6 separate regions of the Mus musculus genome follow, and all the other regions are linked to region 5. A link is a loop called in an ENCODE intact Hi-C map of the cell type or tissue named here. Cell type or tissue: heart. All regions are shown on one strand. Links, peaks and the distances in the headings refer to the core of each region. The heading gives the core; the rest is flanking DNA.

Region 1 (5,160 bases), core at 642-4,641, 72 kb after region 5:
GGGAAATTCAGGATTTACCATTAACAATAGTGTTATTTTAATTAACTAGATTACCTTTCTTGTTGCTGTGATGAAACATTGGAGACAAAGCAACCTAAGGAGTGAAGGGTTTAGTTGGGCCATTGTTTGAAGGGACGTAGAGCATCATAGCTGGGGAAGCTTGAAGTGTCTGCTTACAATGTACATGCAGGCTGGAAGCAAAGGGGAACGAATGCTGGTACTGAGCTCATTTGTGCCATTTCAGATTCAGTCTAGGACCATAGTTCATAGGGTGATAGTCTCCATGTTCACAGTATATCTCTTCCCTCCTTGGTTAAACCTCTCTGGAAATTCCCCAAAGGCATATCCGGAAGCATGCCACCGAGCAGTTCTATATTCAGTCTCATGGCAGTGGAGATTCATTATCAGAAACATGCAACTATATATAAGTATAAATTAATTCAGCTGTACTATAGTCTTTGTTGTATACATTTCAGGATAAGCAAGTTATTGGAACCCATGAATTTTCTATAAACATGAAGTTGGAAGCTGTGGACCCGTGGTCTCCTTTTGGGATTTCTCCTGCAACGATTGCTAAGGTGAAGTGGGAGTAATTAATTATTCTTCTGGAAAGAATTGCTATCAGGATGACTAGTTGAGGAAATTACGGTGGATTTACCTTTAAGCTATACTGATACTATTCATTGTAAAGCAGAATCACTTCTGTATGTTTGTGCTGTTTTGTACAATTTGTGTGTGTGTGCCCTTTCTGTTTCAGAGCTTAGTAGTCCTGTGCAACCAAGGCAGAGCAGAGTCAGGGCATCAAAGTAGTAGAGGGAATGTTGTTTAGGGCAAGTCTTACTTTGTACAACTAAAAAGTGTTTGACTGGCCTGCAGGCTGTGGGCTTTATAAAGCATGAATCCAGTCAGTGCCATCACTTATCTAACCAGGGGCAAACAGAGAGACCTGTGGGAATCACAGAATTGGCATCATCAGTAGGATAGCTGCAGCTGTGTGTCCAGAATCAGACTTTAATCTCTCTAGCCGCTGATAAAATGAAGACTCTTTAAGAGTAACCACAGCAGCTGACCACACTGTCAAGGCACAGTTACTGAGGTACTGTGGAATAGATAGCATTTTGGTTCAGGTCTAGAGCAGAAGTCTATTTAGTGGAAGTAGAGCCCAAGGTGGATTATAACTATGTGGGAATAGTTACCAAGAGTCTTGTCTGACTTGAGATTTGCATTTTCTTTGACTAGTGGAAGATTATTCCTAGAGCCATGAGGGATTTTTGAACCTGTCCTAAAGACCTTTGGAACCTTGAGAAATGATTCAGTGGTTGAGAGCAGTTCTGCTTTTAACAGAGAACCAGTTACTTCCTAGCATCTATACAGTGTAGCTCATAACCACTCAGGATTGCAGCTTCTTCTCCGCACATGCACCCTATGGCATGTAGACACACACACATGAACGCAATGAAATACAGACAGATCTTTAAGACACAGAGACAGAAACAGAGAGTGAGACTTCAGACTAAGACCTTCCAACCTTGTCTGGAGTCTGGAGAGTGCAGGCTGCTTAGGTTCCAGAGGAATTCGTTAATTCTCATTCTGCCATTTGAACTTAGTCTAGTAATGGAGTTGACCCCTTGCTAAGCTTAAACTAACTTTTGCTTTGAAACAAATAACTTGGCTTGAGTCAAGTTTGCACTTTCTTGACTATGTAACCTGGGCAAATTACTTTACCTTTCTTTGAATTAATTTCGTTTATCTAAATAATGGAATTGAAAATGGCACCTCCCTCATTAGATTGTTACAAAAAGTAAAACTGAGTAAATACTGAAAGACATTTAACTAAAATAGTACCTGATCTAAAACTAACATTTATTGAATATTTCAATAGTCCATTGTGAATGTAAATGAACTTATATAACATGTTTGATTGTGCTAAGGAAAGTACAAATATGTATGTGTTAGATATGTTTGTGTGCATATATATATATATATATACATATATATATATATATATAAATAGAGAGAGAGAGAGCGCATATGTTTGTGTGTGTGTGTGTGTGTGTGTGTGTGTGTATGTGTATAGCACACATAAGCCACTTGTCGGTTTCATCTGTTGATTACACAGGTGTTTGATGATAAGTACTTTCTAGTGGAAATGGATGACCTTCGGCCAGAAGACCATACAAGGCGATCATTTGTGTGCCATGCTAACAGTCCTGGTATCTTTCCTGTGCAGTGGAGTCTAAAGAATGGTTTACATATCAATCCTCCTCCAGGTATGGAGTTGAGTTCTTCCATGTTGTTTCTCAAAATTATTATTATCATTATTAATTGTGTAGGGTCTCACTGTGTAGCAGAGTGTGTGTACTCACTATATGACACTTGATGCCCTTAAATTCCTAATCTACCAGTCTTAGCCCTTGAAATATGTGTTGGATGGCATTGCCAAGATTTTTTTTTATACCTTCTGTCTTGAGTATCTTGGAGGTCCAAAATAAGATAAATGAGATCTGGATTCTAATATTTTTATTTAGAAAGGGTCTTATTTTGTAGCTCTGGTTGGCCTGGAACTTACTATATATACCAGGCTAGCCTTGAACTCACAGAGCTCCACCTGTCTCTGCCTCCTGAGTGCTGTGATTAAAGGCATGCACCACCATGCCCAGCTTATTATGCAGTATTTGAAGTCATAAGCTAGTAAAGTGTCAGTATGTATTTTTCTCACTGTTTGACATGTATCTGTATAGCCAGGTAGAAGGATGTGTTCAAGCCTGGATTCTGTTCTGGTTCCCTTGTTTGTTCCGTTTAGAATCTGTTGGGAGGTCACAGAGGGGTAACTGTGCCCAGTTTGATTCTCTGTTGCTGTGATAAGCTGTGGACCAAAAACAGCTTTGGAGAGGAATGGGTTTATTTCATCTTATACTTAAAACCCATCACTGAAAGAAGTTGATGCTGGAACTTGAGGCAGGAACTGAAGTAGCGACTCTAAAGGAATTGTGCTTAGCTTTGCTTCTTATGGCTTGTTCAGACTGCTTTCTTATACAGCCCAGGACCACCTGTCCAGAGGTAGCAGTGCCCACAGTAGGCTGGGCCTTCCTATATCAATCACAAATCAAGAAAATGCCTTACAGACCCCCCCCTCAGGACAGCCTGATGGAGGCAATCCCTCTATTTCCAGATATGTCTGTGTTTCTGTTGACAAAAATGAATTAGCACAGTAGGCTTGATAAACACTGAGCATTTAAATCTGGCTTCTTAGGGCCAGAGCTAGAAGGTGGATGATTGCCTTGTAATGGAGGTGACTAATCAGGGAATTTATGATCAGGATCTAAATGGGTAACAGCTCGTTTTACTTGTTCTTGTAACTTTGTGAAATATGGTATTTGACCTTCTGATTAAAGCACTGAAGTATCGTTTCACTACATTTGGCTGGAACTTTTAGTATTTTAAACTTGTAGTTTCTGGAAAATGTCAGATGTTTATTTGCTTCTCTCTTCTTAGCAAAGCAGATTGTTTTGACGTCGTAGGTATTTGGTAAGCAAGGCTCCACTTGGAGGGTAACGGTGGGACATTGCGTTGGCTCATAACGGCCTCCACCCGGCCTTCATTCAGTTAATAAACATTTATCACTGTTTGCTGTGAACATGAATGCATCACTGAGGAGGTAGAGACGGGATCATCTAGCCTTTCCAGAGCTGTGTGGGAGGAAACACGCACAGGGCTTCCCAGGTTCTCTCCCTTCAGTGAGCAGAGCACAGGGACACCTGGTGGGAAGGTGTGCTATTGAACACTTAAACTAAGAACGTGTTGCTTTGTAGGAAATCTCAGGATATATCAAGTTCTTTATACTGCTTGCTACCTTTGGATGAACAGGTAGGAAATGAGTATTAAAGGTACAGGAGTTTTAGGCATACTGTAGACAGCCAGTTGACCTTGTAACAGAGGGGAAATAGCGAGTTATGTAAATGAAAATGACATGGGGGCTTTGAGAGAAGGCCCAGTGGCTAAGTGCATTTGCTGCTTCTGCCACAGTCCAAAGGCCTGTTCTCAGTGTCCATCTCAGGGCTCAGCGCCGCCTACAACTCTCGTTCTACAGCTACCAGCACATGTGTGAATACATCCACACATATATGTATACACTTATACATATATAAAAATAAAAATATTTAAGAAAGAAACATGTCAGAGAATGATGTTTTGTCAGGAAGTGAGACTGGATCAGAGGAAGAGCTGAGGCCCTTGTTGGAGCAGAAAAGAGACTATTGCCTGTAGGAAGGCACAGGTCGGGTAGCCTGTGATTAAGCTCTGAGACAGAACAATTTAGACAAAGTGGACCTCAACCACACAGTTCCTCCCCCACAGATGGGGCTGAGTCAGACACTAGTTTTCTGCCAAGATCCTTGATAGATTGCTGAAGTAGAGTTGTTTCTTTTAGTCTGAGTAGAATTTATGATTCAGATTATATAAGAGCATTTAGAGTTTTAAAATGTTTTCTTAACTGACACATTATATGCATTTTTGGAGGACAGGTTAGCATTTTAACAGATTCAACGTATAATGATCAGGTTGTAGTAATAGACATATCTGTCAGATAAAATGTTATTTCTTTGTATTGTGAGCAGTCAGAATCCTTGCTACTAGTTTTTTAGTAGATGTGGATTAGTAATTTTAGGTGTTTAGTTCATTTTTGTCACCCATAATTATCCTAGCTTAGTAGAGACATTAGAAATTATTTCTCATATCCAGCTGCACCCCTGTGCTCACTATCTTCTTCATCCCTAAGAATATTAGACACACTCTGTAGTACAGGAATCTAGAAACAGTATTATATCAGGGTGTGGTGGTATATGCCTGCAATCCTAGACCTTGGAAGTGGACGATGCAGGAGGGTCAAAGTTCAAGGTCATCCTTGGCTATTTGAGTTCCAAAATAGTTTGAGTTACATGAGATCCTGTCTTTAAAAAAAAAAAAAAAGTCATTATATATTGGTATTAGCTAAGACATTAGCCTTATCAAGAAAAAGTCCTCAGTAATTAAAAGTCCTAATAAAATCAATAATGTTGAATTTCTATATAAAAAATAAAGTCTGTATAACTTTTTTTAAACTCTTGGCAAATTGCCAGTAACTAGCCATATAATAATACTGCTCAAAAATACCTAGTTTGA
Region 2 (5,160 bases), core at 556-4,555, 110 kb after region 5:
TCATTTGTGCTAACTTTACAGTAAGAAAGGCTTTTAGCTGGAGTACATTCTTCCAAACTCTTAGTAGGGCCTCAGAGAATCATTTCTGAAATGAGTAAGAGAGGCCCTTCCTACTTAAATACAAATCTAGAAGCTATCCCAGCCTCCACCCCTTGGTGTCCTGCCTATCCCTTCTGGATTTAGATAGGCTTTGTTTTGTTTCATTTTGTTGTTTTTCAAATTACTAAGAAGAGATGGGGTGAGCAGAATCCTTCTTACTCCCTAAGACCTGGGAATTCTGTTCTCAAATTCTGAAGACTCTGTAGGCCTGAGAACCATCCACACCTGACAGTGCAGAGCAGTTGTCATATCTGTGTGTGCAGATTGGTGTCACACCTGAGTGTGCAGAGCAGTGTCACACCTGAGTGTACAGAGTGATATCATACCTGAGTGTGCAGAGCAGTGTCACACCTGAGTGTGCAGAGCAGTGTCACACCTGAGTGTACAGAGTGATGTCACACCTGAGTGTGCAGAGCGGTGTCACACCTGAGTGTACAGAGTGATATCATACCTGAGTCTACAGAGTGATGTCACACCTGAGTGTGCAGAGCGGTGTCACACCTGAGTGTGCAGAGCGGTGTCACACCTGAGTGTACAGAGTGATATCATACCTGAGTGTGCAGAGCAGTGTCACACCTGAGTGTGCAGAGCGGTGTCACACCTGAATGTACAGAGTGATATCATACCTGAGTGTGCAGAGCAGTGTCACACCTGAGTGTACAGAGCGGTGTCAACACCTGAGTGTACAGAGTGATGTCACACCTGAGTGTGCAGAGCAGTGTCACACCTGAGTGTGCAGAGCGGTATTTCTCCCAGACTTCTTTTGTCAGCTGTGTGTGCAGTTTTTTCATGAACTCTGTGTCTTCAACTAGTAATCTCCCTGTGCCCAGCCACGGCCTCTCTTGCTTTAACACACAGATCCTCTGGCTCTCCCTGAACATGAGCTGTAACTGCTGAGTGCTTAGTGTGTAAGGTCCTTCTCGGACTTAAAGGGAATGATGGGACTTTACATTTCCCTTATACGTTCATTTAGTTTCACAATCTTTTTCAATAAAAAAAACTTTAAATAAATTTACATTTCAATAAATTAAATATACATAAGTTAAAATTCAGGTAAATTTACATTTGCTGTGTGCCAAATCTGTGCCAAGAGTGAATCAACACTAGCTCTGCCTTTAGAAAGCTCATACCAGGGGAGAGACCTAGCTGTCTGAACCAACATACATACAGCTGAAAGTGCTGGTGGAGCAGAGCACACAGAAGGTGAAGGTGCAGTGGAGATGGGCAGACAGGTGGCTTGCCGCCTAGGCAGCAGCTCATGGCACAGGGCTAGAGAGTAGTATCCATACCGGTGTGCGAGGAGACGGTAAGAGAAAGGCTGCAGAATTGCATTTCCTATGGATTGCAGAGTCTATATCCCTGTTAAATAAAACAAACAAACTTTGGAAAGCATTTAGTCCTCTTTGATAATTAGAACTTCTTGAGGAAATGTCTTTAAAGTTAGTATTTATTGTTCCAAAAAGATACCTTGATGTAGGTTAGACCTGTACCATGCACATGCCCATTGACATGCAGCAGACAAGTCAGAGCTCTAGGGCACCAGCAAGAGGTGTCTAGAGAGACAGCAGAGATGTCTAGGGGTCTGGGTAGTAAGACAAACTTAAATTGGAGTCTGTGCACACCGGTGGTTTGGAGGTAAAAAAAAAAAAAAAAAGAAAGAAAAGAAACCAGACTGGGTGTGGTGGCATATGCCTTTAGAGAAAGTCGGGCAGATTCTGGGCTACATAATGAGTTCCAGATGCTGTCTCAAAACAAAATCCGTTCTATTTGTAGTTGTATCTCAGAAGTGAACAGAGCAAGGACTTGTGCATGTTGACTTTGCACTTAAACTCACCCTTTTTATAAAGCGAAAAGTGGCTGGATTGAAGTAACCATTTAAAGTGGGGGTGGGGGACAAGTGTAGTGGCACTTAACTGCAGTCCTAGCTACCTCGGAGGCTGAGGTGGAAAGATCATTTTTTTTGTCCAAAGGTTCAGATTAGCCTGGACAATTCAACAAGACCAATCTCAAGCAAAGTAGCAAAACCAGACAGACTGGTGTCACAGACCTACCTATAATTCACTTAGAGTGCGTGAGTGTGAAGATCAGGAGTTCAAGGCCATCATTGTTTCTAGGTCCTTGTTTTAAGTTTGAGGACAGGCAGGGTTAAGAAAGTGCCTGTTTCAAAACAAAACCCCCACAAATTATGTTTGGGAACAGGGATTCACCCTGGAGCTTTGAATAGTGAGTTGAATCCTCTGGCTTTTGACCATGAAAGTAGAACACTCAATCCCTGGCGTGGGAAGAAGACCTCAGACGGCTGAGACTATTGTACTCAATACCGTGCCTTAGCATAATGTTGCCTCAGGTTCTGGACTCCACTTCCGAAGTAGTGAACCGAATCTGAGGGCAGAATGTAGGAGTATTCTTAGGAAATTGTCCAGGGCATTTATAGATTTGCCTTGGAGGGGAAAGGGATTTAGCAACAGACTCCATCACTGTCCCTGACACTGCTCTCATGACCTAGAACACAGGGCTCTGGGGATTCCTTTTACACAGTCTGGCTCACCTGCTCTACCTACCTGCAGAGATTCTCCTCCAGCCCCGCCCCTAGCCCTGGCTAGAGCCCCGCCCCGGAGGGAATCGAAGCCCGCCTCACGCCTGGCTCAACCAATCAAGCTCTACGATCTCGGACGTCGGGTTACGCGCGGCGCGGAGGCGGCCGCGGGCTGAGATACCGGCACCCAGCTCCAGGTCCGGGGTCGCGGCTGGGCAGCGCGACCCGGGCTGCAGCGAGGCCGGCGGCCCCTCGCGCCCTCCCGTCAGGCCGCCATGCAAGGCCCGGGAGGGAACGTGAGCCGCGGATTGCCGAGCGGGCCGGCCTCCACGGTCGCGTCCGGGGCGGGCCGCTGTGAGAGCGGCGCGCTCATGCACAGTTTCGGCATCTTCCTGCAGGGGCTGCTCGGCGTCGTGGCCTTCAGCACATTGATGCGTGAGTCCGGGACCCCAGCCCCTCCCCGTCCCCACGTCGACCGCCGCAGTCCCAGCCCCACCCCGGGGACCCTCCTGCCCTTAGAGTTCCGGCCTGGGCACCGGGCCCTTGGGCTGCGGTGCCTCCCTCTCCCGCGAGACGGTGCTGGTTATTCGAGACTAGAAGGGAGTCCGGGACCCTGGGCTGAGAGCTTTTGGCCAGGAGTGACCCTGCCCCTCACCACCTCCACCTTAGACCTGTCTCTTGTCTGATGTCAGCCTAAATCTGGTCCCCTCCCACTTTGCCGTCGCAAATTAAGGTTACCTCACTTTTCGGTATGGACCGAGATTACCCCCCCCCCCCCATAGCTTCTTCTCAGGGGCTCCTCGTAGCCTTCCTCCCCTTGGCTCTTAGACCCCCACACCCTTAAGTGTCTGCTAGCCTAATGCTGGGCTCCTCTCTGAACCTTCACTCCCAGTGTTTGCCCTCTCTGTTGGGTGTGGGGAGACTCACCCACACCCACCTGTAGTGTTAGGGCAGTGCAGTCGGTGCTCCCACATTGCTGCGCGACCCCCAGCCCTACTCCCTCTATTGTTCAGGGAAGATCCTCTCTGACTGCCGCGGTACCCACATCCCAGCCTCCCTTTTCACCTGTTCAGCTCTGTCCTGAGCTTTCCCAATTAAGTTGTATCTGAAGTTTCCGCTTGCTGTTCTTCCAAACCACGTTTGTTATTTACATTTTTAAATTTCCTCTTTTTTCGTGAAACTCTGACAACCCTCCTGGTTGACTTGATGGAGGAGGCTAGAGGCTCCGGGAAAGTCTCAGAGGCACTTCTTGGGGAGTTTTATAGTAAAGAAGGAAGTCACAGATGGCCCTTGTTGCCCAATGGGGGTTGGAGGAAGGGTCATATTTGCCCTTGGGTTGGGAGGTTGTGCTGTTTCTCTGATGGGCACATACACACACACAGACACTAAAGGATGGAGTTCTCTTGGCACGTAGACCTGAGAGTGTCCCTGTGATGTGTTAGAGAGGAGTTATAACTAAGCTATTATATAGAGGCATTAATTCCAAAACTGACATGTTTTCACAACTGTGCTCTGTGGGCAGAATGGGGAGTTCCAGCAGGATGTAGTCTTCACTGGGGGTGGGGGTGTCCTGCTGCAGCTCTGAATGCAGATGCAGTAGGGTTATCCTTGCTTATTTATAACAAGAGGTTTCTTTGGGCAAACTCGCCCAGGCTTCAAGCGACCCTGGATAGCCCCTGATTCTGACCACTATTTCTTTATGGCTGCTTGGTTTTGAACAAGAAGTGCCCAACTTGCCACTGCTTCTTTGCCATTTTCTCTGCTGAAACTAATGTGTAGTTGTTCTCAAAATGATAGTTTGTGACAACTTAACCAGAATCGGTTGCTGACAGGTGCAGATTCTTTTGTGCCTGTGTTTTCAGGATACTATGAATGGGCTTCTGCTCCTTCCCACTCTTCTCTCCTCCAGCCACTGTCTTTTTTCAAGAAACTATAGGCTTCATTTTTATTATGCAAAACCTGGGATTTTGTAGTGTGGAGCTGACTGTTCTCATGGATTTGATTTGTGTGACTCCCAGGCTCACTTGTGATTCAGAGAGGGACATGCCATTATGTCAGGACAGAGTTGCTCACCGATGAGAATTGTCAGGGTAGATTTGTTCAGAGTGGTGGTACTGGCCCTGCAAGTCTTCGGGGACTCACTTCCTCACTGAATCTTCAGTGTGAGTTTATGCACACATCCCAGGGTTGCTAAGGACTTCCTGCGAGCATATATTAAGTGAGAAAGTCCATTCCTGTGCAGAGGAAGGCTCGATATGGAAGGGCTTCATGATCATGGCAGAAGGCCCTGGGCCAGTGAGTGGTAGTGTTATGTACAAGAGATGAGATGGCCACAACTGGGTCTATCCTGTAGAGCAAGCCAAGGTGGCAGGACTTTTGTACTAGATCAGGAGGCCTCCTGGGCTGCAGCCCATTTGGGAAGCACCTTTCATATGGCTTAGATTTCTTGGTCCTGTTGAAACAGAACTATAGGGCTTTTCCCTTTTGAATAGCCAGGAGGAGGGAGGAGGGAGGAATTCTTTTTT
Region 3 (5,160 bases), core at 682-4,681, 150 kb after region 5:
GGACCTGGCTTGCTCACTTCCATTAGGGAAGCCTGTCCTGACTCCTGCGTCCAGCCTCAGAGCTGTCTCTTCTGCAGAGCTTCCCGTCCTGCACTGTACGACTCTCCCATTTCCTAGGGGGCTGACTTTACATTTGTATCCCCGGTGTCTGGCTTGGAGTACAGTAAGCCTCAGGGTGAGTGGGTGTGTTGTCCTAGAACATATGCTAGAGCTGGAAGCAACTACATTGTCCCTCGGTGCTTCTAGTCATCACCTAAATGAGCTCTGTCACCAGGGGAAGATGCAGGTTTGCACACACTGTGAGAAGGCGTGGTTCAGGAAGGAGTATCTAGTTCTGAAGCGTCCTTGCCGACAGACCGCAGTGCAGGCTCTCTGTAATCTTCACTGAGCAAAATATGCTGCCACACTACGTGTTTTAACTTAGCAATGTAAATAACAGTGGTAACACACCTTGGATATGGACTTTGTGTTGCTGTTGGTTTGAGAAACTCCCAATGTCTGTTTGTTCTTTCAGTTAAACGCTTCAGAGAACCAAAGCATGAAAGACGGCCGTGGAGGATATGGTACGTACCAAAGTGCCGGCTCACCCCGAGAAAGCACTTGCCAAGGTGTCAGAGTTTGCTCTAGGGACTGATGGTGGAGTATTGGGATAGGTAGAACTTGGAACAGGAGAAATTACATACCGAATAAAGTAGTGGGATCCCTCAGTTGAGTTAATACGAATGCTGTATAATATGAAAATAGTTCTGTTTTTTTGTTTTGCTTTGTTTTTTGTTTTCAAAAACTTTTGATTCCTACATTTATTTATAATGCTGCTCTCAGTGCTGGAAGATGGAAGACGATGTGAACGGAGCAGCCTCTGCTGTGAGCTTCTCCATCTTGACTGTTACGAGATTATGCCTGTATGTGTAATCAAATACAAGTTTATTTGGAAATTAGTCATATTTCAGAGATTCTTATCACACCCCTCACCAGATGTGACTCAAAACTTAAGGAAACAGTGTTTACATCCCCTGGATTATCATAAAGCATGCAGATGAGTGAATGGCTAGATGAAGCCGTTTGTTCAGTGAGCTGGGATGTTCCAATTCCTGAGCCCAGTTCTGTGAGCATGGGTCTTATGTCCACCATCCTCTCTGTGAATGAATTCATTTGCTCACTGGTTCCAGAACACTCCAGGACTGTGTTTTAAGGCTCATGAGGCCTATGGGTTGTTAATGTAGTCCGTAGCCCTTCTCCTCTCCCTGGAGTATGGTGGGGCTTATTTACTCATGGCTCAGTCTTTCAGTGGCCTGCCCCACCCTAAAGCTCTCTAGGAACTACAGACACCTTTTTAGAACAAACTATACTCCTATCACCCAGGACAGTCCAAAGGATTAGACCTCTCTCTGTGAGGGAGCCTGGAACGACAACAACAACAAAAAGATATTCCTCACACCCCTGGCACTTGGGACATTACAGGGGGTTGGACTTTGGGTCTGGGGCAGAGATCAAGTGTTTAATGTAGATACATGAATATCAAGCATACTCACTTTGTGTAGGATGACCCTGCAGTAGCAGTTGTATGTTCATTATGTAGTAGTAAAGCTTCAGAAATAGATTCCAAGGATAAAATTCCCAAACAGTAAGTCATTTGGAAGGAGACAGGCAGGCCTCTGGTAGCAGTGTGGGCTACAGTAAGCTTACTCCTGCCCTAATGAGACTTCCACTCCCCTTCAGTAGCGACGCCATCATCATGTCAATAAAAGTGCTTTATAATTGTCCCATGCACTCACTGATTGCTAAGGACGTTCCTCCTGTATGTTGAGAATTCCTACTTGTACTCGCCTGTCACTGAGTCTCCCGAATCTGGGCATTTAGTCCTGCTGTCACGGTTAGTAAGGAACACCGAGAACACCTAGGTCTAGGCCCTCTGTGTGTTTTGCGTGGTATCCTTTGGTGTCTCCTGGCCTCTGGGTGTAGGGATGGTTATGAGGCTTGGCCACAGACTTGGTCTGTTTTCCCTAAGGTGGTTGCTGCTCTCCTGTCCGGTTGGTAACACTTGCTGGTTCTGTTTTATGCAGGTTTTTAGACACTTCCAAACAAGCCATAGGGATGCTCTTCATCCACTTTGCAAATGTGTACCTAGCAGATCTCACTGAAGAGGACCCTTGTTCACTGTGAGTGGCTTGTATTTGAACTTAACCTCCATTGAAGATATGGACTGGCCTTCTCTTCCCTTGCCAGCACAGCTCTCTAGCTTGGGGGAGGTACCCATCCTTTCTCCTCTCTCTAGTTTCATCCTGTATGTGCCTTCATGAGTTTGTACACTCCACTTTTGGTTGGTTCTCAGGACTTTGACAGTTACCTTGTGTGTTGGCTTTCTGTTCATCAGTCTAAGTTCAGTCCTTTGTCTTTCTAGTGCCCAAGTTCACAGCAGCCCCTCATCAGGAAAGGATAACACTCAAGAACGGCTGTGTGCTAGATGCAGAGCACACGGGTGTTTCCTGTGCTATGAGATGTTCAAAGTTATCGTTGGGCATCACTGGCCTCTCTGACACACAGAGCATCCATCTGTCAGTGTGGACTGCCTTCCACATGAGGTGCAGAGCAATGTGTCTGCTACCTTATCCATGCCCTAAAACACTTTACATCTTACTGGAGGAGGAATAGTCATTCCCCTAGCAGACAGAGTGGCAGAGGTTTCACTCCAATTCCAACTCTTACTTCCCTTTTCCAACTTCAAGTGGGAGGTACCAGAAGGCTATAGTACCTAAAGTTCACACAGTGCAGACATGGTGAAGCTGGACATAGACCAGTCTGTGTACTCTGTACACATCAGTACCCCCATGATGCTCTAATGCCTAAATGAATCCTCTGTGTTAAATGCAGAGTCAAATTTGGTCTTGGCTTCCAAGGGCAGCACACAGTAGGCTCAGGAAGTATTTGACAAGTATATAAGTGAATGCAAGACTGGATATACCCATTGTCCTTGTTATCTTTCAGGCTTCATCTCAGATGTGAACCTGCAGGTGTGAATATCCTTCTACACCAATTAGAGATAGTGTCAGAGCAGGACCCTCCTGCCAGAATGGAAACTGCTTTGGAAGCTGGGACTATTCTTTCTGATTCTGGTCTGAGAGTGACCCCTTGTGTCTTTAAGGAGGAAGAGCAAGCTGCCTGCCTCCCTCTCAGTGCTCTGGGTTCTGGGGACCAAGCACAGTATGCTGGCCCCGTGTTGCAGTATTATGCACATCACAAAGCCCAGACGGGGGCAGAGGTCTGCTGGTCTACATAAAGTGTCTCAGCCTTAGCAACTTGGAAGCTCCTTGAAGCCAAGTCTTGCACGGTCCTTGAGCTTATCCACAGGGAGTTCAAAGCCCTTTAGTATCACAGGGTCATTATCTGCTCCATGGCCTCACTTTCATCTTAGTCTGCCTCAGTAACTGGAGCCTGTGTCCAGTGGTGCTCAGCTGGATCTACGCAGAAGGAGGCTAGGTAAACAAGGGGCTTTACCTTGGTGAAAACAAGGTTATATCTCAGGAAAGTGGAAGCCAACCTTATAAGAATGGTCACTATTGGCATGCCTCCCCATGTTCCCTTCTCCAATCCTCTGGCCTTTTCTTGGGGCAGCAGAACTCTCTCATTGAAGTATAAAAGTCACATCTGGGACTATAGCTCTGATAGAACATTTGCCTAGCGCGCGCACACACATACACACAGTGCTAGGTTCCATCACTAAAAATAAAAAAATAAAAATACTGTTTGCACACGTGGTTACAGACAGGGCTGAACATGCAGCTGTGCGACCCTGCCTGATTTGCCTAAGAAGTCTCAGAAACCATTTTCCTTGAATGCCCTAGGAAAGTGGCACAGTTACACCACCTCCCTGGCCTGGAAACACCGGGATGAACAGAACCACTCGATGGACTTATTGTTGTCGATGGGGGTTTGTTCTCCTCGGTTCCCTTAGCTACTTCCAGGTGTGCTGTCTTCTGCTGAATCTTGGCCTTGGCACATACACTTGAAGTTTATAAAGCTTCTTTGTCCTTCTCTTTCCTGTTCTTCAAGTTTTTGATATTAGCACCTTTTCAGACTCCTGGAAATGGAAGCCACCATTCTGTAGTCTCTTGCATGTTGGAGTACTACTCTCCCTCAGTAAAGCCAAACATAGGCTGGGTCTGTTAGCCTTCATCTGGGACCCTGGTAAGTGCCACAGTGAGGCCACAGCTTAGTGGCTTTATTCCCTGACCATGCTGGTATGGCCTCTCTTTCTAGGTACCTCATCAACTTTCTTCTGGACGCCACTGTAGGCATGCTGCTCATTTATGTGGGCGTACGCGCCGTCGGTGTCTTGGTGGAGTGGCAGCAGTGGGAATCCCTGCGTTTTGGAGAATATGGTAATGTCCAGGGACACTGGGTAGGGCCTGCTGGGGACTCTGAAGTCAGGAGGATTTGGGCTGTTCACTGTCTTCTTGTGTGGACACAGAGAAGTTCACTTTAGGGCTTGAGACTCACTTTCCTAGGAGCTGGGAGCAAGTATTTCACTGCCAAGATCTCCATTGTGGGGGAAAAGAATTGCAGAAGCCAGGAGACAGCCCTTCCCCCAGAGGCACTTGGTCCCACATGCAGGACTGCAGGGCCACCTCGTCCTGCTGAGCTTCCCAAAGAGTTCATGTCCCCTGCCCACCACATCAGATAGATGGGAGCAGCTGTTGTTTGGGAAGGCTGTCCACAGTGAGGTGAAAGCCTGTCCCTCTTTCCACTACCATCCTGCGATTGTCCTGTCACCCGATTACTCTGCTAGAACGTTTGCCTAGTGAGGAGATCCTGGTGAGGAGCTACTCGTAAGGAGCAGTGTTAGGAGCTCACCACAAGAGGGCGCCAGGACAAGTGTGTACAATCTGGATCCACACTCCTTCCATGCCATGGCTCTGGGCCCAGAGACCTACTGTCTTCTAGGTGGTTGAAGACCTCTGAGAGAATGACAGTTTAAAAGGGCACATGATTGCTGGAGCTGGCTGGGGAGTGCCTTGGGTATTTCTAGAAATCTTAAGTAATTGTTTGTCTTCAGTGAGGGAGTATGAGTTCAGGGGAGGGCTTTTCTTAGCCTGTTACTTGATGCCAGTGAGTCAGTGACTTAAGATAGGGCCCAACATAGCATGTGCCTCAGGACTCAAG
Region 4 (5,160 bases), core at 648-4,647, 230 kb after region 5:
GCCCTGGAAGCTTGGCCACTAAGGCCTGGAACTTACCTGACAAGGCCAGCGCTCTCCCCTAAAACGGCTGCCTTCCGGTACTGCTTCCATGCAGTCACTTTGTCCTTTATGTCCCCAATGAACGCCTTCCCATCTGATGTTCTGCATGAAAGGGAAAAGCCCCCAGTAGTGGTGGCCTGACTTCACTGCCTGGGTTGTCCTTTGTACTGAGTATTCTGAGCCTAGGACCCTGTCCACACAACTCCTTGAAAAGGGAGTCTCTGCTGTCTGCTGCCTCTACTGTCCACTGCTGAGAGGACCCATAGGAAGTCAGTAGATAACCATAGTCACAGAGGCCACATCACTCACTGGATTTGCTCCCCAAGTCAAAAGCTTTGAAAACAAGCAGTCAGAGGCTCTGATTTTCTGTGTAAGGTGGGAGGTGAGACCTCTAATGGACCTCTTTCCTCCTACCCCTCTAAGCTGGGGCTGGCCATGACCCAAGTGAGATCTCACTACTCTGAACTCAGGCTGAACAGGTGAGTGGACACAAGTGGAGTAGAGTGTAAGAGTTAGACAGGGCACGCACGCACATGGCAAAGTCACTGATGAAGGCTGTCTTGGGGATTTCCACATCAAAAGCCACTTCCCTGGCTTTATCAGCATTGTTGACCACTTGGCTGGTGATGACGTAGTGGGCAAAGCGAGAGGTGACTTTGCAATTGACTTTCAAGCTCTTGATGGACACACCATTGACTGACTGAAGATAATACTAATAATAATTAATAATAATAATAATAATAATAATAATAATAATGGACTCTACCCACTCTAGAGCAAAGTGCCCAGATTCCCAAAGAATACACCAGACCTCCCAAGAAGACCCTCTTTCTTTGCTGGAGACATGAGGTCACATTTCAAGTGATGGGAGCCCCCTGCCTGTTGCACTGACAGAGGCATACAGGGATGGGAAAAAGCAAACCTGTAGTAAGGGCCCCATCTTGGACCCCTTGGCCAAATAACTTACAGTGTCCACAGCGTGTCGCTTCTGCAAAACAAAACCACCACTAAGTGTGAGTGGGGACGCTCAGGGACCCTGATCCATTTATTAAGGGTGGGAATGGGGTCTGTGTGCTCTCCTCCTCCACCTCCCTCCTGCCGCTGGGAGGCTTCCTCTTCAAGAAGAAATGATCAGTGGGTGAGGGAGGCTCATGTCCCTGATGCAGGAGCTGCAGCCCCGGGGCCCAGTGCAGGGACAACTGCCTATCTATGCTAAGGGCTTACTCACATACCTCACTGCCCCTGGGTCTGCCTGTTGCCAAGCCCAAAGCAGGCCTGGCCTGCAGAGTGAGGAGCGGCAGCAAGCACAGCAGCACCCGGAGCCCTGTGGCACCCTCCATGATCTCCAGGCTCTCAATTCCCCGTCACTTCCCTCAGACTGTTAGTTAATACTGTGCTGGACAAACACAGTTTAAACATTAGACACAGCGGAGGCAAATAGCAGGGTTTAGGGAATCAATGAGCTGGGACGTAGCTCACTGGTAGATGGTTTGTCTACCGTTGTTGGTAGGTGCCATGCACTAAGCTCTGGATTTAATTCCTAGGGGAATATGTATATATATATCTCAACATGTTAAGTGAAGTTGAAGAAAAAGTTTGCAGATCCTGGGTGATGGCTCAGCAGGTAAAGAAATTTACCATAAAGCCTGACTACCTGAGTTTGGAACTAACTCCCTCAAGTTATCCTCTGACCTCCACCTATGGGTTGTGGCATGAATGTACTTACAAACACACACACACACACACAGAGACCGAGAGACAGAGAGAGAGAGAGACGGAGAGATGGAGAGACAGAGAGACAGAGAGACAGAGACAGAAAGACAGGCAGACACACATACAGAGAGAGATGGTTGGAGAGACAGACACACAGAGAGAGAAAGCAACAAAAAGTGTTCATGGCAGCTAGGCTTGGTGGCACACACCTACAATCCTAACACTAGGGAGGTGGGGTCAGGAGGATGAGTTCAAGACAAGCCTCAGCTACATTGGGAAACCAGTTGGGCTATATGAGATCTTGTCTTTAAACATGGGTGAGGAAGGGTGCTGAGCTGGATCAACAGCGGAGAGGTCTTGCTGCCTTTCCAGGGGACTCAAGTTTAATTGTCAGCCCCTGTGTTGGGAACCGCCACCCCCTTCTGGTTTCTGTGGGTACTGCATAGGCCCACATGTAGGAAAAATAACTTTTAAAACCATGGCAGTTACTACTTTCTTCTTGTAAACAGGCAGCTCAGGGCTGTGGAAAGTCCCTGCCAGACTCCAGATTGCCCTTGTGTATTTATCTGCACTCCGTCAAGAAGGCTTGTGGAGCCCTCAAATGCTTCCTTTCCTGTCTCAAGTACCAGGCAGCACCAGTCTCATATACAGTTAACTTTTGGCAAGAGGACAGAGGCGATACAATAGAATTTCTAAGCTTAATGAAGCTTTTCGTCCAGAATTCTTCAACAAACTTTCCAGTCATGCTTTGGCCACAGATGTGACTGGGTGTTATGACACCCAGTGACACATTTGGTTCTGATGATTCGGGAGGCTTGGGGGAAGCACAGCGGTGACCCATGCTCCGGGCGTATTGCATCATCTCGCTGACCTTCTTGCTGGATTTGGAAAGAAAAACAGAAGTCAGCTTTGTCCTGCTCCCACCAGGCCAGCATGCTGTCACCATGGAAGACACCAATGGCAGCACCTTCTTAGAATCAAGGCCTCTGGAAGCCTCGAGCAGTTGTTCTTTACTGTCTAAGGTCTAGTCATGTGTCTCTGGGACAGCCACACTTGAACTGAGGTCTCAGGCTCCAGCGCCCATCATGTAGAGAGGTAGGCATATGCCCTGAGACACAAAGCCGGGAAAACAGAGTGGAGACCCCAGAGGGGAGAGTCCTCAGAGGCCTGGCTTGCCCAACAAGTGGCTCAGCTTTTATGTGCAAACCCTGTCCCCGACAATCCACTGGACAGCTGCAGTCATTTGGTTAGGTCACTCTATGACCTGGGTTGGGATGTGACCCTGGTGAGATGAAGGGGACCTTGCAGAAGAGCTGTTTGCTTATCCTGGACTTTGTCTCCCAGAGGCAGCTTCTGGGAAAAGGGTTTTGGCCTTGGGGCAGGGTGACCTTCTGACCTGTTTTCTGCCTTTGTGGAAGATTAGACAGGTCAGCATGCTTCTGTACATTTGAGGGTCTGTTTTGTTCTTTAGCAGCACAAAAAGAGCCTGGTGGGCTGGGCACAATGGTAGGAGCTGGGGTGCAAGGATGATGGAACTTAGTTGCCCTGATATGATCGGGAAGGGAGACAAACCAGTGGAACAGTGAATCCTAGGGACTGTCTGGAGGCTGGGGATGCCTAAAGATCTGTAGACCCTGGGAACTCATCTCCGTGGGAATCAGAAGGTGTCTGGGGAAGTGTGACACTTGGGAAAGTGAACATTGGGAGAGAAGGAACTTTGGCAAGTGATCAGGATCAACTGGATGGAACCAGTGGGTTCTAGTTTCAGTTTGTTGCTGTTACAAACACTAGAGGATAGGAGGGCTTGTTTTCAGCTGGTAGGTTACAAGGCGTCATCGAGGAAAGCCAGGGAAGAAACTCCAAGCAGGAACGTGAAACAGAAACCATGGAAGAATGCTACCTGGTGGCTCACTCATGGACCCATGCTTAGCTAGCTGAAGATTACCTGCATAAGGTATGGTGCTGCTCACAGTGGGCTGGGCCCTCCTACATCAATTAACGATCAAGACAACCCCCTGCAGACACTACCACATGTCAATCTGCTCTGGGCAATCCCTCAACTGAGACTCAGGTGGTTCTAAGCTTTGTCAAGTTGACAGTTCAAAAAAACTAAGACGGAGTATCTGTAGACCCTTAGCTTGTGGGATGGAAAACACCGAGGTGCCCAAGACTGGAATGCTGAGAGCTAGTTACTGTGGTATACATTTGCAGTCCCAGCTACTGAGGCAAGAGGATCAGTTGAGGATCAAGGGTCCATGGAAGCTTGGGACAGCAAGGAACACAAGCAGATTCTTGGCTGTTGAGAGAGATGAGTCATGCCAAATCCGGTTCACAGAAGGAAACGAGGAGCATGCTGATTTGGCTCCAGGGGTGGCAGGTGACAGAAAAGGACAAGGAGAGGGGAAAATGACCAGTGTGAGCATCTTGTATGCCCCATTCCATTGCTGTTCTCAACTTCCCCCAGGAGTCAGCTACTGTTCCAAACCCCATGTTTAGGATGAAGAGTGCGATTGGCCCAATCGTGGCTATGGGAAGAGGAGATAGACAGGAAGCAGATGAGGTTGCTAAGGATTAAGCTTGAGGGCCTGGGAAGATGGCTGCCTCCCATTCCTGATGCTGTGCGCTCTGCACCATGATGGACTGAACCCTCAGGCTGTGAGCCAAAGGCCCTTAAGTGGATTCTCGGCAGATATTTAGTGATGGCAGCAAAAGTCACTCATACAGCTGGGAGTGCAGCTCAGTGGCAGACTGCTTGCTGGGCAGCTGAGAAGCCCTGGGTCTAATCCAGAGTAGTGCTAAAAAACAAACAAACAAACAAAAACAAAGAAAAAACAAAGATGTGAAAAGGATGTTAAAAAAAAATTCACCATGCTCCACACTGTTCCATCCTCGTTCCCCGCTCTTCTTCTTCACCTCATCCATGGTCCCTATGGGGCTGGCTGTGTGAGACTTCTGTAAACAGCTGTTCACCATCCACATAGCATATGGATGTCTGCCTGCCTGTCTGTTGCCTGCCCATCCGTCTGTTCGTCCTTCTGTCTGTCCATTTTAAAGCACAGATACAAACAGCACCAAACCCTGGGAGACATCAAACCAGTAGAAAGCAGAAGTACTCAAAAGGAAAACCAGTGTGGACAGGACAGTAGGAGAATCTGGAACATTCTAGAAAGGGATAATGGGGAAGATTTCCCAAAGGACAAAGATGTCCTTTTAGGAACCAGGCAGTGGAGGCACACGACTTTAATCCCAGCACTCAGGAGGCAGAGGCAGGCGGACTTTTGAGTTTGTGGCCAGCCTGGTCAACAAAGTGAGTTCCAGGACAGTCAGGGCTACCCAGAGAAACCCTGTCTCAAAAACTAGCAACAACAAAAAGTTGTCTTTTTAGGGAGAAGTAAAATAGATGTTGTC
Region 5 (5,160 bases), core at 452-4,451:
TCCAAAACAGAGCAAAACTAAGATTGGATAGATGATCTTAGAATAATAAAATATGCAAAGAAATTATACCAGTAGACAGGTGCATGAAAGCTCACTTTGTTGGCATTCAACAATGAAAACAAAAACAAAAACAAGTAAACAAACAACCAACACCCAGAGGACTAGAATGACAGATGAACTGTAAACTAAAGCAAAAAAGAACATCAGACAGGGGCAACATTCCCTTCAATAACAAAAGTGAAAGATCCTTAAAAGAAAAAAAAAACTTTTTTTTTTTAAGTTAGAAGAGATTCAACTCGAGACAATAGATATGAACAACAGGTTATGTACAGAAGGGGAAATACAGATAGCAAATGGGGAAATTTTGAATGTTTAGTCATCCAAGAAGTGCCAAATAAGGTCACCTTAAACTAGGCATCATTCAATGTAGGGGAGAAAAGTTGTCCCTCAGTGTTTAGGAATGTGCATTCAATTCCTTACACTCTTCCTTGCTGGTGAAAGAACTGGGGCAAGAGAGGGCCATTCACAGCTTTCTACCTAAAAACTTTCCCATTCCTAGAAACTCAGCTCATCTGTGGACCGCATGGATGTGTTAGCAGACAACTGCAATGTAATAAAATACACAAGCAGGAACTATATACCTTAAAAACGACCATGCAAACAAAAAATGTTAGTCATAGTAGCAAATAAATGAAAATGTGTGCTTGCAAGCATGTATCTATGAAGAAGGGTTTTTTTGTTTGTTTGTTTGTTTGTTTTTTGTTTTTGGCCGGGGCGGGGGGGGTGTTGGGAGGGGGTGGGTGGGAGCTCAAATTGTGTAGCAATAATTGAATATCCTTTTATATTCTTCTTTATTTTTTTTTCTTGTTACTTTGTCTTTTCAATGGTGCTTACACTTACAAAAAGAAAAAAATCATCTGGCGTTTGTAATGTGCATATTTCCCAAGGTTGCCCAAAAACATGAGAAAGATGCTAATGGGAGCATCCCAAGACCTTCGTGTGTGTGTGTGTGTGTGTGTGTGTGTGTGTGTGTGTGTGTGTGTGTGTCTCGCCTCCTCTTCTCTAAAAGAAAGGAGTCTTCCTTGAGTAGGAGCCCCTGACTGAGGCCATCTTAGGCTGGAGAGTCTGGTCTCATTGGCACTCCGGGATCCCACAGGCGCTGGGATTTTCTTCTGAGGGAACTTTCTGGAGCAGGTGGGTGTGCTTCCTATTGACACCTGTGCTCGCTGAAGAAGGGTTGAGTAGCCGAACGTAACTGCCTGTGGGCACCTTCCGATTCGAGGCTGATTCACAGCATTTTTGAGCTTCTCCTGAAGCTCTTAGGTCAACCTGTGCCCCTTTGCGGCAGGACAACTCATTTACTGAGCCTGGACATGAGGTACGTAGAGGCGTTCGAGTCGGACTCGGTAGACGAGCACTAGAGTGCCCTGCTAGATCTCAAAGAACGTGTAGGATTCCCGACGTGGTCCGGCGGGCGGGCGCAGCTCCCTCGGCCACGGTATGCGCCCCTTGGGGACCTGCAGAACTGCTGCCTCTCTGCTAATACCATCTTGCTCGAGGTGGTCACGTGCGGGCTACAGTGGCGCGCTTCGCCAGGGACGGATGGATCAGGGACTTCGCGGGGTCCCGAGCCGCTCTGTCCAGAAGCCCGAGGTGAGGTCTTTCTTTCCAGAATCCCAAGCAAGGCCAGGACGCGCCTCCGGAGCCCGAGGACGCCGTCTCCAAGCCGTTCTCCGTCCATGGCGCCGTCGGGGATCAGAGGCTCACGCCGCGACGCCCAGCGCCACGGCCTCGCGGGTGTCTTTCGGCGAGGTGCGGACAGGGGGACGCGAGCAAAGCGGCGGGTTATGGACCCGGGCCCGCGGACGCGTCGTCTCCCGTGCAGCTCCAGCTCCGCGAGCCGGTGGGCTTGGGGAGGCCGGGTCGGGAGTGCCACGCGCGCGAAGCGAGGGGCGCGGGTTGCCGGGAGGGAGGACCGCGGAGCTGGGGGAGGGAGTGGGGGGGCCGCGGGCGCATGCGCCTTGCGTCCGTGCCATATTGGAATGAGTCGGAGCGCGGAGCGCCGCCGCCGCCGCCTCCGCCGGAGCGCGGGTGCAGGGGGGCGGGGAGAGCTGCCGGCCGCCCCGCTCTGCCGGGCTCAGCAGGAAGGAGGGCGCGAGCAGCGCGAGCGGAAAAGGCGCCCCGCGCGGGCGAGCGCCAAGAAGGAAAGAAAGAAAACCGAGCGAGCGGGCGGGCGTGCGAGCGAGCGGGGAGAGCGAGCAAGCGCGCGCGCGAAAACTCCCGTCAGGTAAAAAAAGCGGGGCGGCCGGCTGGGCCTTCCCGCGCGGCGGCCTGAGGGGTGGTGCGGCGCCCTCCCAAAGAGGCCCAGCAACTTTGCCAGCGGGAAGCGCCGGGAGCCAGCGGGCAGCGAGCGCGCGATCTGAGGCGCCAACGGGCGGCGGCGGCGCGTTGGGCGGGGGGGACGACTGGAGTGGGTGGGGGGACGCGGCGCCCGCGCGCGCGGCCTGGCGCGGTCCCGAGGCTCGGCGCGTCGGCCGGCGGGGGCTGCGGGGACGCGCCCGGGCACCTCGCGGACGCGGCGGAGGCCGGCGGCGCCGGGAGAGAGAGAGAGAGAGGGAGAACGGGCGAGCGGCGCGCGTCAGCCCAGCTGGGCGCGAGAGGCCAAAGTGGCCGGGTGGCGGTAGCGGGCTCCCAACTTGCAGGCTCCGGTCCCCTGCCCCCATCGAGCGGCCTCCCGCCGAGCCCCCGCGGACCCGCCCCCCCGGGCTCGCTCCGGGCGGGGCGCGAACCCGCAGCCCGCGCGGCCGCTCAACTTCTCAGGGCCTAGGCGGCGGCGGCAGCGGCAGCAGCAGCAGCGGCGGCGGCGACAGCAAGCGCGGTGGCCGAGTCTGAGCCTCCACCGCAACCGGTGGCTCCGGCCTCTCAGGCGCTTCGCCTGGGGAGGCACCGCCGCCCGACCCCCTGCGCGGATCTGGGGAGCGTCCTGAGGCCGCTCGGCAGGTCCGTGACCGTTTCGTTTTCTGTTCCCAAGTCTTGTTTTGTTCGCTGTAAAGACGCTGGAGGGGCGAGCCCTGTGTCCTGGGAAGCAAGGCCTGCTCTTTGCGGAGCAGAAAAGCCTTGTGAGACTCGGGATAAATTCCCGCGGAAAGGATAGACGTCGTGTTAAGTTTCCCCCCCGAGATGCCAGCTGTTCGCGTGGGGTCTCAAACTAAGCTGTCAAAGCCAGGTCATCTTTAGAGCTTGCGGTGCAGTGGGGTGGGACGCGTCCTGTAGGGCTTTTTTTTTTTTTTTAACTTGGTGGGCGCTCTTCCCCGCGGGTCACTCACAGCAGTTACTGGCCCCAAGTGGTGTGTGTCTTGTGATTGCTGTATTCATCAAAAAGATCTGAAGGAAGTAACATGGAATTAGTCATTATCTGCGTATGGCCTCTCCTGAACCGCGATTTTTAAGATGTCATACTTTATTTCATCTGAAGCAAAATGAATGCTTTGAGCGTGTAACTGTTGTGTCAGCTGTCTAGATGGGGTGGAGGAGGAGGAACGTGTTTTCGTAAGTACACATTGGGGCCTGTTAACTCGCAGCAAATGAACTCTCTTAGGCCACAGGTAGAGTCAGAGTTCAGATTTGTTTGCAGTGTCAGGAACAGCCAGTTGGAACTAGAGGGACCTGAGAGAAGGAGCCAGTTGTGTTATAAGGTTATTACTCAGTTACCATTGGCGAGCCACTTTATCTTTGGGTAGGTGTCTTACCCAGTGTAGTTTTTTGTTTTTTGTTTTTGTTTTTTTTTATCTTCCTTATTATTTGCAAAAGTGGGATAAGTAGATCACCATGCTTTGGGTTCTAAAATTTGGAGACTTCTTAAAATGAGATTTTAAAAAAGTTTTGAAAGGTTCTATCTACATAAAATCACTCACAATATGTGTCTTTTTAAAAATAGATTGGAAAAAACATCTTGTTAGCTAAATCCAGAATAATTCTGTGGACTTTATTTGAACACAGACTTTTAAAGAAGGCATTTCAATATATTTAAGAAGTTACACCTTTCACAGTTTAACAATGAAATCGGGAAAGGACAGTTCGGCCTTGTTTTACATATGCATAAGTCTTGATGGCCATATACACATTAAGATACAGAACAGAGCATTTCCAGCCCTCCCCCCACCAAGGGATTCCTCTAATTGAGTAAACACCTGCCCTTTCCCTAAGGCAACCTCTGGCCTGACTTCTAACTCAACCAATGGATCTTGTCTGAAGCAGGACCCTTTAGAACGTGAAAGGGCAGTATTAACTATTGAAGGATAGCAGGTATCCTTGGAGATGTCATTTTGGTCCTGATGCTGTACTGGTGTAGGGTTCCAGTATCTACAGGGTCTTAAGACTATGACCTTTGGTCTTTGTGGTCAGAAGGACTCCCCCCCCCCCCCAAGACAGGATTTCTCTATATAGCCCTGGCTGTCCTGGAACTCACTCTGTAGACCAGGCTGGCCTCGAACTCAGAAATCCGCCTGCCTCTGTCTCCCGAGTGCTGGGATTAAAGGCATGCGCCACCACACCACTGCCCGGCTTCAGGAGGACATTTTTAACTGAGCAGTTTTTGGTGTGTTAGGATTGTGGTTTCTGGGGGTCTTTATGTTTATAGTCGTTATATTATTATATCATTTCCCATTTTGGGATACAGATTTGTAGAGAGTAGGTTTGAAGGAAGAAATTATGAATTTTTGAACAAGTTAAGAGTTAAAGGTGTCAGATGAATTAATTTTGTTAAGCTTAGAATTTGCAAAGACAATTGAATGAAAATTGATTTTTTTAAAAGTCTAGTGAATTCATAATATGGGTATACTGCTTTAACTACCTTTAAAATGACAGTTTTTTTTTTTTTTAGTTTACTAATATTTTCTTTGTTTGTTTGTTTGTTTTTTGAGACAGGGTTTCTCTGTATAGCTCTGGCTGTCCTGGAACTTACTCTGTAGATCAGGGGCTGGCCTCGAACTCAGAAATCCACCTGCCTCTGCCTCCCAAGTGCTGGGATTAAAGGCATGCGCCACCACACCTGGCTTTCTTTTCTTTTTTTGTCTTTTATTTATCTAATTTTTACACTCCAGATTTTATCTCCCCCCCACCCCTCACTCCAACTGTTCTACATCCCATATGTCCTCCCCA
Region 6 (5,160 bases), core at 597-4,596, 170 kb after region 5:
TCCCCGCGGCCATCTCCTCTCACCAGGGCAGCTGCCCATCATCGCCAAGAATAAACTCCAGCTAGTCGCTGCGTGGATCTGAATCATCTGAGAGCTTCCAAAGGAGGGGAGTGACTACCCAGGACGCACAAGCAGACTATATAAGTTCCCAAGGGTTGGGCCTCACGCAGATCCTTTCCTGTGGCTACTGCCTGCCAGAGAGCTACCAACAGCGAGCTTGCTTGGCATCCAACATGTCCGAGGTAAGGAGGCCCAGAAGGGACTAGTTGGTGCCAAGGAAGTTGCGAGGGCAAGGCTGGACACTAAGTAGTAGTGCCTGCTCTGAAGTAAAAGCCAAAGCTAAACAGAAGCACCGTGGCCCTTCCAGGCTGGCCTCTGGACACCCTGGGTCTCACCAGGCTCTGGTGAAAGGCCTTGACACTTCAGGCGTGTGAGGGGTTGGAGGTGGGGAGTGCCTATATAGAACTGTGCGCCTTTGTATGGAGATGAGGGAGCTAGCCTTGCTGGCTTAGTGTGTCCTGATGTGTACACATTTGTAATCTGGAGGAAGGATGAGGGGCGGAGACTGTACCTATAGATCTGTCTGTCTCCCTGTGAGGGTGTGTCTGCAGGCCTGCGTTTCCCTGGGAGCTCAGCCCAGGCTGAGTGAGGGAATCCTTGCACCTGCCTGCAGGGCTTAAGAAGGAATCAGGTGTCAGCCTCACAGGCGCCCGCCCGGGTGGTAGAGAAGGGTGAGCACTAAATCTGGCTTTCCCGGCTCTACTGGGCAAGAACAACAAGGTCATCCTTGCTCCTTTCTCCATGGCTGTCTACCCCGATCCCTCCCCAAACACAGTAAACATCAGTGGTTTTGTTTTAGGGAAAGGGGGGAGGGGCAGTCTTACGGACTTCACCACCTCTGTGAACAGATCTTAGAATTCCTGAGATTACCAAGGGCTCCTCAGTCTTAGAGTTCATCTTTTTGCTCTCCGCCCTTGTGTCCAGTCCTGAACTCGGCCTGACAAACAGGCCAGTGTGAGGATGCAGTGGTCACCACCCCCAGGAGTTCCCTCCCTGTCTGTGGGGAAAGGTCAGATGTCCAAGTCAGGCTAAGAAGGCAGGGAGGTGGCGGGGAACTTGCAGTTGGGAGAGGAGTGAGCTTTGAATCGGCTTAATTCGGAAGCCTGGGAAGGAGGAGCCCCCGCCAAAGTTGGGGGGTCTTCATCTCAAGGCATTGAATTGTAAGGCTCTCGACTTTTCCAAGGCTGGCACTCCTGAAGGCCCCATCAAGAAGAAGCGGCCCCCTGTGAAGGAAGAAGACCTGAAGGGGGCCCGAGGGACCCTGGCCAAGAACCAGGACATCAAGTCTAAGACATACCAGGTCATGCGGGACTACGGTGAGTGTCCCCCGGGCATGTGGTAGAATTGGAGACACAAGCATCCCCCGGTGGTAGCTAAGAGGTGTTGAGGGTCTCTGGGCATAGGAGGGGCTGCACACAGCATAGGGAGCCCTGCCTCTGAGAAGACCAGTTTAGGTCCCTGATGTCACCTCCTCCATCTCTTGCCTCCAGAGCAAGCCGGCTCAGCTGCCCCATCTGTATTCAGCCGCAACCGCACAGGCACCGAGACAGTCTTTGAGAAGCCCAAAGAGGGACCAGCCAAGAGCGTGTTTGGCTGAGACATGCACATTGCACCATCCACCCGGACACAGGAGCCTCCCCACGAACTTTTTTTTTTTTGTAATGCTGGAAGATGCCTTTCCTCTGCTGTCTCTTGAACCATCATGACTCCCACAACCCTAGCCCTTGGAAACACCAATAAAGAGTATGCCCAATGTCCCCAACCTTGGGACGTTGCCATGGCCGCTACCTGCAGAAGAGAGGGAAGTGTGGGGACATAGCATATCTGGTGCCCTTCCTGGACTCTGAGGTGGGACAGGGAATAATGTGTGTGCTCTCAGAACCACTGAGGTGTTCCAGGCAGAGCCTTAGCCGTGGAGTCCTGGTGCGGACTTTCTGATGCGTGTAGGAGACAGTTCTTCCTAAATCTCTGTTTTAGGCTGGGAAGATGGTGCCATAGCTAAAAGTACTTGCCATTTCTTTAGAGGACTCTGGTTCAGTTCCCAAATATCCTCATGGTAGCTCATAACCATTGAACTCTGCCACCCTCTTCTGGCCCCTGCGGGCATTGCATTACGTGTGGTATGCCTGTAGTCAAAATACTCACGTACCTAAAATAAAAATGAAATGGAAAAGTAACCTTCGGTTTCCCATCATGCACAGCAGGAGAGTTGAGTTAATGTCTATGGCATAAAGCAGGTTTCAGTAACAGAGAGACCTTGTTGGAGGCCGAGCTCCCTCTGCCTGCCTCAGAAGGTGCTGCAGTGTTTCCAGGGTCCTCCAAGCCCATTATCCTTACTCCTTTGCCCATGGTGTCTCTGGACTGTATGTCTCCATCTCAAAGCCCAAACTAGGTGTGGTTCCTCTGGCCAGTGGCCGTGAGTTTCCAAGACTCCTCAGCAACCATGTCCCGCCCCCCAGCATGGTGGCCGGGGTATGAGAACACCAGGTTCCTAGCTGTGTGCCATCTGTCTCCTCAGACCTGTGTCCTATGTCTGCTGTGTCAGGTTGAGGAAGCTAAAAGCTTGCCCAGTTAGAATGGCAAGAACACAGGCAGGCCAATAATGGCTCCTGAGAGCAGACCTACAGGGCCTGGCTCATGGATGACTCCTCCTGAGAAGCTCCTGTGACCCCTGGGCAGGTAGCTCTGGCTCCAGGCTGGGCCTATCCTCTGGGTCCCAGAGGAGCAGACGTCTTGTGGGGACAGAGCCAGCACTTGCTCACTGGACCTCTTAATAATGTCCTTCCCAGCAGAACTGTGTACTGTCCAACCCCACTCCCATCCAGAGCCTGGAGGGTGAACGGACACACAGGAGTGTGGCCTCTGACCATAGCCTTGCAAGGGAAGGCAGGGTTTTCATAGAAGCAACAGAAATTTCCTCAAAGTTTCCAACGCCCTGTCCTAGGGACAGATGCCACCAGCCTTGAGGTAAACCACACCAATGAAGACAACACACCAGTAGCTGGCCACACTTCTGGGTCCGTAGACTCAGGAGTGGACTTTCCAGGGCCACCAGAGGACACCAACTCCAGCTGCATCAAGTATTCAATATTTGTTTGCTTTATTACAGTGTCTATTATTTTAAAAAAAAAAAAGTACTTAGTGGGTGAGGGTAAGGTGTCCCCCACCTCTACCTCATCCTTTGAAAGTTACAGCAGGCAGGAGAAATGGCTCTGGACTCATGAGAGAGGGAGAGCTGGCTCTGCCCTCACTAGCTACAACACTCCAGAGATCAGACCCCTGCACCTCTCCTGAGCACTGCAGTACAGCTGACCCTGGAGTGGGGGTGGGTCGCAGGTGAGCAAGCCCAGAGGGTGTGAGCATGGGAGCCCTGCCACTTGTCTGACATGTGGTGGCATGGGCAAGGGGAAGATGCCACCCTTTGACCCTTCCCACCTATGGCAGGCGGGAGAGTTGGCCCCAAGGTCATGGGAGCTAGAGAACTAGCCTTGTGCCTCATCTACTGCAGCATTTGGGAGAACAGGCCCTGCCCCTTGCCTGCACACCGCAAGAGAGCTGGCTCTGCTGGAGAGCATGAGACCAGGAGAGCTGACTGTCCTTGCTGGCTGTGGCATTAGGTGAGCTAGCCCGGGCAGTGCTGGAGAACTCGCCTTGTGCTGTGGGTACAGGAGAGATGGAGGGTGGACCAGCTCAGCTACCACCCAAGCCCAGATCTAGGGCTTTGAGTTGGCCCATGCCAGCATCTCCCCCATCCATGAACTGCCGGAGCGTGTGAAGGGGCTGGTCCTACAGATAAAGATGCAGGGTCTCCAAGACACAGAGCCACAACAGAATTTCCAAGAGGAGTCCCTCTCAGGGGATTCAGTATTTATAGCATAGCAGGAGCCAGAAGCCTCCAACGGGACCAATGACTCATTTCAGTGAACATCTCCAAGTAAAAAAGTATAAACAAAAGAGTATACTGTGGGACACAGTCACACATTACAGCTTTGACAACAAGATTTACCCACTTTGGGCTGGAGGTTTCAAGGGCAAAAGGTAGTGGGGAGATGAGTGGGATTGGGGTGGGTGATGTGAAATTCACAAAGAATCAACAAAAAGTTAAATTAAAAAACAAAGCCGGGCAGTGGTGGCGCACACCTTTGATTCCAGCACTTGGGAGGCAGAGGCAGGTGGATTTCTGAGTTTGAGGCCAGCCTGGTCTACAAAGTGAGTTCCAGGACAGCCAGGGCTACACAGAAAAACCCTGTCTTGAAAAACAAAAACAAAAACAAACAAAACAAAAACAAAAAACAAACAAAACCAGCTGGGCATGGTGGCAAACACTTTCAATCCCAATACTTGGGAGGCAGAGATGGGCAGATCTCTGTGAGTTCGAGGACCTTTTCCTCAAAGTGAGTTCCAGGACAGCAAGGCTATTACATGGTGAAACCTTGTCTCAAAAAAAAAAAAAAAATACAAAAAAAAACCCATAATTCTTTACAGTTCTTGAAAGAACAATACTCAACTTCACTTCATATGGAAAAATAAAAAAAAAAACAGGATAGCTAAAACAATCCTGTACAATAACATAACTTTTGGAGTTATCACCATCCCTGATCTGAAGGTGTACTACAGAGCAATAGTAATAAAAACTACACAGTATTAGTAAAGGAACTGACAGGTTGATCAATGGAATTGAACATGCAGTGAATCCACACACCGGTGGACACTTGATTTTTGCCAAGCCAAAACCATACAAGGGGGGGGGGGGAAGCGTCTTCAACAAACACTGCTGGTCTAACAGGATGTCTGCAAGTAGACAGTTACAAATAGATCCACATCTATCACCCTGCGCAACACTCAAGTCCAAGTGGATCAAAGACCTCAACATAAAACCGGATACACTAATTCTGATAGAAGAGAAAGTGGGAAATAACCTTAAGTGTATTGACACAGGAGACAACTTCCTGAATAGAACACCAACATTCCAGGCACTAAGATCAACAATTAATAAGTGGTACCTTGGCCTGGAGAGATGGCTCAGAGGTTAAGAGCACTGACCGTTCTTCCAGAGGTCCTGAGTTCAATTCCCAGCGACCACATTGTGGCTCACAACCA

The links. A loop is a pair of places that touch in the nucleus more often than their neighbours do. Peaks named below come from ENCODE experiments on the same cell type or tissue, not always from the same donor. Only the 100,000 strongest peaks of a DNase experiment are listed, where the experiment ranks them.
Region 1: a loop joins it to region 5, with 1.9 times the contacts of the local background. A loop is called at or near these places in 6 of 42 quality-filtered maps.
Region 2: a loop joins it to region 5, with 2.1 times the contacts of the local background. A loop is called at or near these places in 6 of 42 quality-filtered maps.
Region 3: a loop joins it to region 5, with 2.1 times the contacts of the local background. A loop is called at or near these places in 9 of 42 quality-filtered maps.
Region 4: it touches region 5 in a loop (2.0-fold over the local background); 2 of 42 quality-filtered maps call a loop at or near these places.
Region 6: a loop joins it to region 5, with 2.7 times the contacts of the local background. A loop is called at or near these places in 2 of 42 quality-filtered maps.

The regions. Positions count from the first base shown.
Region 1 is chr14:30,785,338-30,790,497 of GRCm38, forward strand. Sfmbt1 (Scm-like with four mbt domains 1) reads left to right here. Exons shown (of 21, transcript NM_001166532.1): 8 at 477-578; 9 at 2,120-2,270. Among named protein-coding and RNA genes, the nearest start is that of 1700087M22Rik, 9.9 kb to the left of the region's middle. In heart, for the core only: no CTCF peak of the experiment used is centred there; no DNase peak of the experiment used is centred there.
Region 2 is chr14:30,822,821-30,827,980 of GRCm38, forward strand. It overlaps Stimate (STIM activating enhancer), which reads left to right and starts at 2,774. Exons shown (of 8, transcript NM_028839.4): 1 at 2,774-3,070. The coding sequence starts at 2,911. In heart, for the core only: CTCF peaks have their summits at 3,037 and 3,262; a DNase peak (open chromatin) is centred at 2,751; H3K4me3 peaks cover 1,762 bases; H3K27ac peaks cover 1,395 bases.
Region 3 is chr14:30,862,366-30,867,525 of GRCm38, forward strand. Stimate (STIM activating enhancer) reads left to right here. Exons shown (of 8, transcript NM_028839.4): 2 at 515-563; 3 at 2,064-2,159; 4 at 4,258-4,379. Among named protein-coding and RNA genes, the nearest start is that of Mustn1, 14 kb to the right of the region's middle. In heart, for the core only: a CTCF peak has its summit at 3,148 (motif pointing left); a DNase peak (open chromatin) is centred at 3,186.
Region 4 is chr14:30,941,888-30,947,047 of GRCm38, forward strand. It overlaps Itih1 (inter-alpha trypsin inhibitor, heavy chain 1), which reads right to left and starts at 1,402. Exons shown (of 22, transcript NM_008406.3): 1 at 1,272-1,402; 2 at 1,007-1,027; 3 at 573-739; 4 at 37-141. The coding sequence starts at 1,379. In heart, for the core only: a CTCF peak has its summit at 2,186 (motif pointing left); DNase peaks (open chromatin) are centred at 2,204 and 2,614; H3K27me3 peaks cover 266 bases.
Region 5 is chr14:30,713,589-30,718,748 of GRCm38, forward strand. Sfmbt1 (Scm-like with four mbt domains 1) reads left to right here and starts at 2,027. Exons shown (of 21, transcript NM_001166532.1): 1 at 2,027-2,287. In heart, for the core only: no CTCF peak of the experiment used is centred there; DNase peaks (open chromatin) are centred at 2,063 and 3,123; H3K4me3 peaks cover 2,914 bases; H3K27ac peaks cover 2,054 bases; H3K27me3 peaks cover 1,362 bases.
Region 6 is chr14:30,879,374-30,884,533 of GRCm38, forward strand. It overlaps Mustn1 (musculoskeletal, embryonic nuclear protein 1), which reads left to right. Exons shown (of 3, transcript NM_181390.3): 1 at 1-242; 2 at 1,244-1,376; 3 at 1,551-2,237. The coding sequence starts at 234. The coding sequence ends at 1,657. Among named protein-coding and RNA genes, the nearest start is that of Mustn1, 2.7 kb to the left of the region's middle. In heart, for the core only: a CTCF peak has its summit at 2,172 (motif pointing left); DNase peaks (open chromatin) are centred at 1,138, 1,798, 1,858, 2,158 and 1 weaker place; H3K27ac peaks cover 940 bases.